Linked DNA regions of Homo sapiens: all the other regions are linked to region 2. The links are chromatin contacts, found by Hi-C or POLR2A ChIA-PET in ENCODE. All regions are on one chromosome and are shown on one strand. Each heading gives the region's core, a stretch centred on a gene start or an enhancer-like site at or near the end of the contact. The rest is flanking DNA. Distances are from core to core; before and after follow the strand shown.

What was found. Hi-C counts contacts between places; a loop is a spot of excess contacts on that map. ChIA-PET counts read pairs that join two places held with the same protein, here RNA polymerase II (POLR2A). Pooled maps may share reads with other maps.
Region 1: a loop to region 2 is called in a pooled map, with 5 times the contacts of the local background. The contact joins the promoter of TCF7 here to the promoter of PCBD2 in region 2. A Hi-C loop is called at or near these places in 5 of 50 pooled maps. POLR2A ChIA-PET finds 5 or more read pairs at or near these places in 3 of 52 experiments (GM10248, activated B cell and activated T-cell).
Region 3: a loop to region 2 is called in a map of CD8-positive, alpha-beta T cell, with 6 times the contacts of the local background. The contact joins the promoter of CDKL3 here to the promoter of PCBD2 in region 2. A Hi-C loop is called at or near these places in 8 of 168 maps with a recorded cell type or tissue (B cell, CD4-positive, alpha-beta T cell, CD8-positive, alpha-beta T cell and 3 more), 18 of 37 single-sample maps with no recorded cell type and 23 of 50 pooled maps. POLR2A ChIA-PET finds 5 or more read pairs at or near these places in 12 of 52 experiments (B cell, CD4-positive, alpha-beta T cell, CD4-positive, alpha-beta memory T cell and 9 more).

Annotation. Positions count from the first base shown.
Region 1 is chr5:134,113,291-134,115,990 of GRCh38, reverse strand. TCF7 (transcription factor 7) reads right to left here and starts at 1,310. Exons shown (of 10, transcript NM_003202.5): 1 at 836-1,310; 2 at 604-670; 3 at 1-82. The coding sequence starts at 1,084. It also overlaps a transcript of VDAC1 not described here. RefSeq lists a silencer at 1,234-1,353 and an enhancer at 1,444-1,673.
Region 2 is chr5:134,903,853-134,906,552 of GRCh38, reverse strand. PCBD2 (pterin-4 alpha-carbinolamine dehydratase 2) reads right to left here and starts at 1,422. Exons shown (of 4, transcript NM_032151.5): 1 at 1,330-1,422. The coding sequence starts at 1,413. RefSeq lists enhancers at 339-924, 925-1,509 and a silencer at 1,107-1,866.
Region 3 is chr5:134,365,782-134,368,481 of GRCh38, reverse strand. CDKL3 (cyclin dependent kinase like 3) reads left to right here and starts at 1,311. Exons shown (of 13, transcript NM_001113575.2): 1 at 1,311-1,505; 2 at 1,938-2,123. The coding sequence starts at 1,959.

The DNA.
Region 1 (2,700 bases), core at 61-2,560, 790 kb after region 2:
GGTGGGTAATGCATGAGCAGATTGAAGGCGGAGTAGACGGTCTCTTTGTACATGCCGCTGGTGCACTCCGGGGCCTTCAGGCCTGGAAAAACCACAGCTGGGTCAGACACACCAGCCCTGGCAGCGGCTGGGACTGAAGGCTGTCTGCTCTTGAGAGAAAAAGAATTGCCAAGGGGTCCCCTGCAAGTTCCTGACTTGGGAAGGAACGGGCTGGGAGTATCGGCAGTGCCAAGTTTTAGGGGAAGGACCTGGAGGGCAGGCCTCCCCGAGGTGGCCCCTACTTGACCTCCCACCCCCCGCCCTCCAACCAAGAAACCTTGGCCAATTCTGTCTCCTGAAGGCGGCGGATTAGTCAGTCACCTGGGCAGGAGGGGAGGCGGGGATGGCGGGGGTCTGTTTACTCCTATAAAGGTCAGGGCACCGGAAGTGACTCGACCCGGCGGCGCCCGGGAAGCCCGCCCCCCACTCTCCACCCCTGGGTTCTGCCGCCTCCTGAGCTGCGGTGGGGGAGGCACCCGGCTCCCCGCGGTCCTTGGCGTCCCCGTCCCACCGAGGCCAGGGCCTGAGCGCGACGAAGGGAAGCCGGGCCGGGCAGAAACTCACCGTCCTCCAGGGGCTCTGGAAGTTTGTCCGGGAAGAGTCTCTGCGCAGCGTGTTCCCGCCCGAGAGCCTGGAGGGAGAACCGGAGGGGAGTGAGGGGCGGTGGGACCGCGGGGGTCGGGGCCGACGCCGGGGCAGGGACGCTCTGCGCGCTGGAGACCCCGAGGGCCGCGCGCAACTGGGGCGGCGCGGCGCGGCGACCGCGGGGGAGGAGCCGGCGCCGGCGGGGGCTCACCTCGGCCTCGCCGCGGGCCCCGGCGCCGGCCCCCGGGACCCCCGGGATCCCTGCGCCGCCGGCCGCGCCCTCGGACTCGTTCACGAGCGACGACTTGAGCTCGGCCAGGTCGCGCTCGGGACCGGCGGCGCTGTCGCGGCTCTTGTCGTCCTGCTCCTCGCCTTCATCCTGGAAGGCCAGCAGCTCGTCCGGCGCGCCGAGGTCGTCGCCGCCGCCCGCGCCGCCCCCGCCGGAGTCCAGCTGCGGCATGGTGCGCTCCGCCCGCCGGGGCGCGGGGCGCTGGGCGCCGGGAGTGCGGGGCGCGGAGCCGGCCCGGGGGGCGGCGAGCCCGGAGTCCGAACCTCCGAGCTCGGATCGCGGCGGGCGGAGCGCGGGCTGACTCCGCCTGGGCGGGCTGCAGGCGCGGGCTAGGGCGCGGGGCAGAGCGGCTCCGCGAGCTGGCGGGTCGGAACATCAAAGGCGCCGCCGGCCGAGTGCCGGGGGCGGGGCGGGCACTGGGGGCGGGCCGGGCCGGGGGCGGGACACAGGTCCGCCCCGCCTCTCCTCTCCCGGGAGAGGCCGGGACGCGCCCACTCGGCATAGCCTTAAAGGGCTCGCTCTTCCGGAGCGCACCCTGAGAGAGACGTCGGACAAGCCTGGGAATGATCACCCTTCTCCCGAAACGCAGAGACTCTAACGGGAACTCCTGACCCCGCTTACTCACCTACAACCAGATATTCCCCCTGCTTTCTGCGCCCAGGTTTCTCCTCCGGCTGTGGAGGGCGGGGGTCCCCTAGGCCCTTGGGACTTGGGCGTGGCTTACCATCGCAGCCGTGGTGTGAACTGTATCGTGCCCAGGCTCCAATGCGCCCTGTGCTTTGAACTGGGGGCTTCCTAGGGCTTGAGGCTGCTTGAGGCTGTGCTCGTACCCCAGGGAACCGGCAGCGTTGGAACTCCGCGGCGCTGTTGCGGCTCTTGCCCCATCCTCCATCCCTGTGCCAATCAGGGACTTCCTTCTAGGCCGCCTGCATACAGTGCGAACATAAGTATACCCCCCTTCGCACATTTATTGAGCTCCTGTTGCGTGCAGAGCTTATACATCACACATCTGTGACGGGCCCCTCAGTCAGGCGACGGCTCCGAGCCGCGAACACAGCCAAGAGCACCGGACCTCAGCCGATCCTCCAAGTCCCAGCCCCTATGACTCTCCCAACTCGGTTCCGTGACTAGAACCTGCAGCCCGGAGACTCGGAACTTTGGGCAGCCACGTGGGCGCGGGATTCCGACATGGGTCGCTCGTCCACAGCAACTCAACCCTAGAAGTCGCATTTAGGGAGCCCATGACTCTGAAGTTGACCCTGGCCTGACTAACCCTCTAACCCTCGCTCGATCCAGGCTGAAACATCTAGATTTGCGGAGCGCGGGAAAGTGCCTGGATTCCAGCGCATCTGTATGGCACCCGGGTCTGCGTCCACGCGGGCCTCCACGGCGCGCTTGGCCTGGCTCAGCCCCTGCATCTACAAAAGACGCCGGTCCTTTGGATCGCGATGCAGTCAACAGCAGCTCCCCTAGCAGGTTTCTGTGCTGGGTTCACTGTAGACGCTCACGCCTCTTCTGAGAGCAGTTGGGATAGAGGGTATTTGGGGGAGGGCCGGGTATTGGACGCCTCTCCCTCTGAGGGCCCCACAGGACCCCTGGCAGCGGTGCAAAGCCGGGCCGGAAGACAGCCGTGCCTCCCTCCGGGTCCAGGCCCAGCGTGGCTGGCTGTGGATCAAAGAGCTAGGCCATGCTTCCCTGTGTTCAGATCCTATCTGTGCCCGCCCAGCCGGGTGTCTCGGACACCAGCCCCCACACCCCCCTCCCCCGCCACCTCCGGGCTAGGGTGC
Region 2 (2,700 bases), core at 173-2,672:
GTGTTCTCCCCTTCGTGGACAAGAAGCGGCGGAGTGCCTATCTTCCTCCGTCTTCGAGCTATTTTAAATTTCTTCTATTACAGCACTTTGGGAGGCCGAGGAGGGTGGATGACGAGGTCAGGAGATCGAGACCATCCTGGCTAACACGGTGAAACCCCGCCTCTACTAAAAATACAAAAAAATTAGCCGGGCGTGGCGACGGGCGCCTGTTGTCCCAGCTACTCGGGAGGCTGAGGCAGGAAAATGGCGTGAACCCGGGAGGCGGAGCTTGCAATACGCCGAGATCGCGCCACTGCACTCCAGCCTGGGTGACGGCGTGATTCTCCTTCTCAAAAAAAAAAAAAAAAAAAAAAAAAAATTCTTCTATTAAAGAATTTCAGGCCAGGCGCAGTGGCTCGCGCCTGTAATCCCAGCACTTTGGGAGGCCGAGGCAGGTAGATCACCTGAGGTCAGGAGTTCGAGACTAGCCTGGCCAACATGGCGAAAACCCCTCTCTACTAAAAATATAAAAAATTACCTGGGCGAAATGGCACGCGCCTGTAATCGCAGCTACTCGGGAGGGTGAGGCAGGAGAATAGCGTGAACCCAGGAGATGGAGGTTGCAGTGAGCCGAGATCGCGCCACTCCACTCCGGGCTCGGCGATACAGCGAGACTCCGTGTCGAAAAAACAAAACAAAACAAAACATTTCAAACTGAAATGGGCGGTTAAAATGCAACTTAAAATGAGATGGTGAGTTTAACGCACCACTTTTCCACTAGGTGGTGCTGCATGTTAAAACTTTCCCTCCATTTACTCCAAAATATTAATTTCTACAGCAGGAAAACTGACGGCCCCTTGGAAAAGGAAAGAAAAGTCAATATGTCACCAAAAAAGACAATTTATTAATAACTCCTCCAAAACCTCTGTGGGTTCCCCTTGGAGTGAAGCGCGAGCAGGGAGCCGCCATAGGGAGCCAGGCCCGCAGCGCCGTTCGTCCTCAGCACAACGAGCGGCAGCGGGCACCGAATTGTTCTGCAACTACTTTTCACATCTGCCTTTTGTAGTTGCTGAACAAAATTCGTTCCCATTTGTTTCCGGTTGGCAAGTTCGTAGGCTTCGGCGGAAGTGTAAAGTCAAGGGCAAGTGGCGGAGGCTGCGGCCACCCCGGTCTCTGAGCGGCGCACCGGACAGGTGGTCAGTCCCGGGACGCGGTGACCCGACGCCCGAGCTCCAAGGCTCGGCCCACGCCGGGTTCGCCCCAGTCCCGCTGGTCCCTCAGCCGACGCCGCCGGGCCTCGCACCGCCCCCCGACCCCGGACCCCCACCCACGCGGCCGCTGTGCACTCACCATGGCCGCTAGCCCTAGGCTCTGGCCTCGCAGCGCCGCCAACAAGCGCCGCGTCGCCCCGAGCGCCCCGAGCACCGCCGCCATTGGCCGTCTGCCGAGGGCTGCCCCGCGCGCTGCCTGCCGGCCGCCCACAGCCGCCCCCGACCCGACCACGCCCAGCTACCGCCAGCCCTGGTAGTCTCCCTGCGGGGCTGGCCCGGAGCGGGGTCTGTGTGTGGGAAGCGCCCAGCCTTCCCGCGGGCACAGGCGCAGCCCGGACCCCGAACACCCCCAGGAGCTTCAGCGGTCGCCAGCGCCCTTGGCCGCCAGGTGGACTCTGCGCGCCCCACAGCCGTAGGCCCAGCAGGCGCGCGCGGTCCCCGCCCCGTGCGGGCCCGTCGCGTCTGTGCCCGGGACGCAGGTCGCCCGGCGCGCGCTGGCCTTGCCCTCCGGTCCTCGCTGCGCTAGGAGGAACTTCGCCCAGCCTCGGGCGCCGGCCTCCTCCGCTTCGCGGGCGCTAGCACCGAGCTGGGCTCCCCGCTTGGCGGCGCTGCGCGCAGTCCATGCGGGCAGGAGGATGTCGTAGGCCAGGGCGGGGCAGTTGAGCGGCGGGGCTGGGGCAGTGAACCACGGCAGTTCCCATCGGGGGCTCCTAAGTCTTGCAGTAGTGGGTTCGAACGCAGCCTCTGTTCAGTCATCACGCAGCTGCCAAGTTCTTGAGCCAGCTGGCTCGTCTGGGTTTGCCTGGACCAAAAAGTGTGGAAACCCGGCCTGTAATCCCCTCCCAAACGTGTCCGTGCCCTGTTTACCCCCAGGCTCAGCACACAGTAGGAGCTCTGCAGACAGCTGTGAACAGATTTAGGTGAATCTTTTCTTGTATCATTTTTGGGGAGGTATTCTTTCATTCTTTTTTTTTTTTTTTTTTTGACTTTTTTGAGATGTAATTGACATACTATTAAGAATACTCACTTGTATCTTTTTTTTTTTTTTTTTTTTTTGAGACGGAGTCTCGCTCTGTCGCCCAGGCTGGAGTGCAGTGGCGCGATCTCGGCTCACTGCAAGCTCCGCCTCCCGGGTTCACGCCATTCTCCTGCCTTAGTCTCCCGAGTAGCTGGGACTACAGTCACCCGCCACCACGCCCGGCTAATTTTGTTTTTGTATGTTTAGTAGAGACGGGGTTTCACAGTGTTAGCCAGGATGGCCTCAATCTCCTGACCTCGTGATCCGCCCGCCTCGGCCTCCTAAAGTGCTGGGATTACAGGCGTGAGCCACCGCGCCCGGCCTCTTTTTTGTTTGTTTTTAACTGAATAGTTTAAGCAGGCCAGGCATGGTGGCCCGCACCTGTAATCACAGCACTTTGGGAGGACAAGGCAGGAGGATCACTTGAGGCCA
Region 3 (2,700 bases), core at 62-2,561, 540 kb after region 2:
ACGCCCAGCTAATTTTTTCTATTTTTTAGTAGAAATGGGGTTTCACCGTGTTAGCCAGGATGGTCTCGATCTCCTGACCTCGTGATCCGCCCGCCTGGGCCTCCCAAAGTGCTGGGATTACAGGCGTTAGCCACTGCGCCCGTCTGAATAACCTTCAAAGAAAAGACAATTCTGAATATTTTAGGTGATCAATGAAAACGATGACCACTTCTCCTTTCTCTCAATATAAACCCTAGCAGCATAGAAAAAACTTGAGAAGCTTCAAAAATACTAATTTATTTACGCTATCCCAATTAAATCAGGTGCTCTGGCATTGGGGCAGGGGTGTGGAGGTGGGGGTTGGGATGCTTTCTAAAAGCTCTCCAGGTGTGATTTAAATATGCATGCTGGGTGGGACCCACCAGACTAGATTTATTAAATAATGCCTTTCCTCTTATTTAGCGGAAGCATAGCGAGATTTCGCTTTTTTACATTTAACTCATTTTATAGAAGAAAGCAAAGAAAGCCCTATTCAATAAAGAAAGCACTCCCTAGGCACTTGGTCTAGTGATATGGTGGTTATTCATTAGGGACTGTCATTCCAGTTGAACTCTATGTCTACTTAAGCAGTTAGACACTGGCCTCTTTATTTCCGTGCTCTTGTACATCATTTCGTATATGGTGGAACTCTTCGAATTACTTGCTTTCCTAGAGTTTGACATGTGGTGAGGGAGGTTTTTTTTCTTTAAAAAAGATTACTAGCAGTTGGAAAAAATTAAAAGGCATATGGCAAGTGTTCAAGAAAAGTTTTTGATTTAAGAACCATCTTGACCGGGGGCGGTGGCTTACGCCTGTAATCCCAGCACTTTGGGAGGCCGAGGCAGGCGGATCACCTGATGTTGGGAGTTCGAGACCAGCCTGGCCAACATGGTAGAAACCCCGTCTCTACTAAAAATACAAAATTATCCGGGCGTGGTGGCACACGCCTGTAATCCCAGCTACTCGGGAGGCTGAGGCAGGAAAATCACTTAAACCTGGAAGGAGGAGGTTGCAGTGAGCCAAGATCAGCGACACTGCAGTCCAGCCTGGGCGACAGAGCTAGACTATCTCAAAAAAAAAAAAAAAAAAAAAAAAGATGCAGATCCTTCCTATCCACATTCAAAAGCAACCTTGTGAGGAGGCTCAGCTGCGACAGCAATCTGTACTCCCCTCCCCCATTCCCAAGCACAGCACTCTTCCACCTTGCGCCTACCCAGAGTAGGTTTCCGTTTCTTCCCACTTCCCCTTCCGGGTCGGGACCCTGCCCATGTTCCGGTCTTGCGCACGAGTCTAGAACGCAGCAACTCCGCCGGCGTTTCCATGGTGGCAAGTGGCCGGTTCCTTGCGGGGCTGAGCAACAAAGTAGTATCAGTGTTCGGTGGCTCCACTGGAACTACGCAGAGCCAGACCAGCGGGACCACAGAATGGGCTGAGGCGGCGGCGGCTGTTTGGATAAAGTCAACAGCGGGACGTGGGGCGTGACGCCGGTCCGGCATCCTAAGACGTGTGGTTTGAGTTGCGGGCGAGACCAGGCTTTTTTTAGGACCTTGGGCCTGATAAGTGGGCGACTGCAGTAGTGCGGGAACCTATTATTTGACAGGAACATGACAGGAAGTGTAGGGACCCCATGCTTGATGGATGGTGACTTATAGTGTGGTAGTCTCAGTGTTGATGGGCATGACCGAGACAGCAGGAGTACCCCTAAGTTCTGGTGAGAGGTGGAGCCTCAGAAGGACACCTTACTCAAGCTGTCTTTAGTTCCCAAAGACAAAAAGGCTCAGTGGAAAAGATTCCTTTTTTTTTTTTAATGTCTCTATATTTGAGACTGTGGGTTTATTGTGGATATGCATTATCTAGTTTTAATAAATAAAAGTATAAACGTTTAACATTTTCCATTTTCTTTCTTTATTTCTATAAAGTAGTAAAAGCCCAGCTTGAAAATGGAGATGTATGAAACCCTTGGAAAAGTGGGAGAGGGAAGTTACGGAACAGTCATGAAATGTAAACATAAGAATACTGGGCAGATAGTGGCCATTAAGATATTTTATGAGAGACCAGAACAATCTGTCAACAAAATTGCGATGAGAGAAATAAAGTTTCTAAAGGTTTGCTTCTTTTGCCTTAATCATCTAAGTCAAAAGAAAAAATTGTTATGGAATAAAAAATTGCATAAAATATTTTAGTTCACACGTACTGATTCATATTATGGAGAAACAAGTGTAATACTCTATCTTATCTACATTTTGTAATTTTATAGTGATACAAGATATATGTGTTTTGGGGTATGTAACAAAAGCTACACCAATATTGTTTAATAATTATTCAGAAATATTCAAGTATAATACTTAATAAAAATTTCTGCTATGTGCAAGGCATGGTGCTAGGTACTGAGACTATAAGGAGGTAAAAGATAGTTCCTGCCCTTAAAGACTTCTATAATTTAATCAGAAAGGAGAGTATATGAAAATCATACTGAATAAAAAGTGGCTCATAATAAATGCCAAGGAATCAACACAAAGTCCTTTCCCTGGTAGGGAAAGTTTTTTTGAGGAAATGGGACATGAATTTGGCTTTGAAGGATGTGGAGGGTTTAGATAAGAGGGAGAAACTGTTGTGTTCTAGGTTAGAGGAACAACATAAACTCAAAAGAGACTAAAGAAGGACAAAGGATAAAGGGCAAAG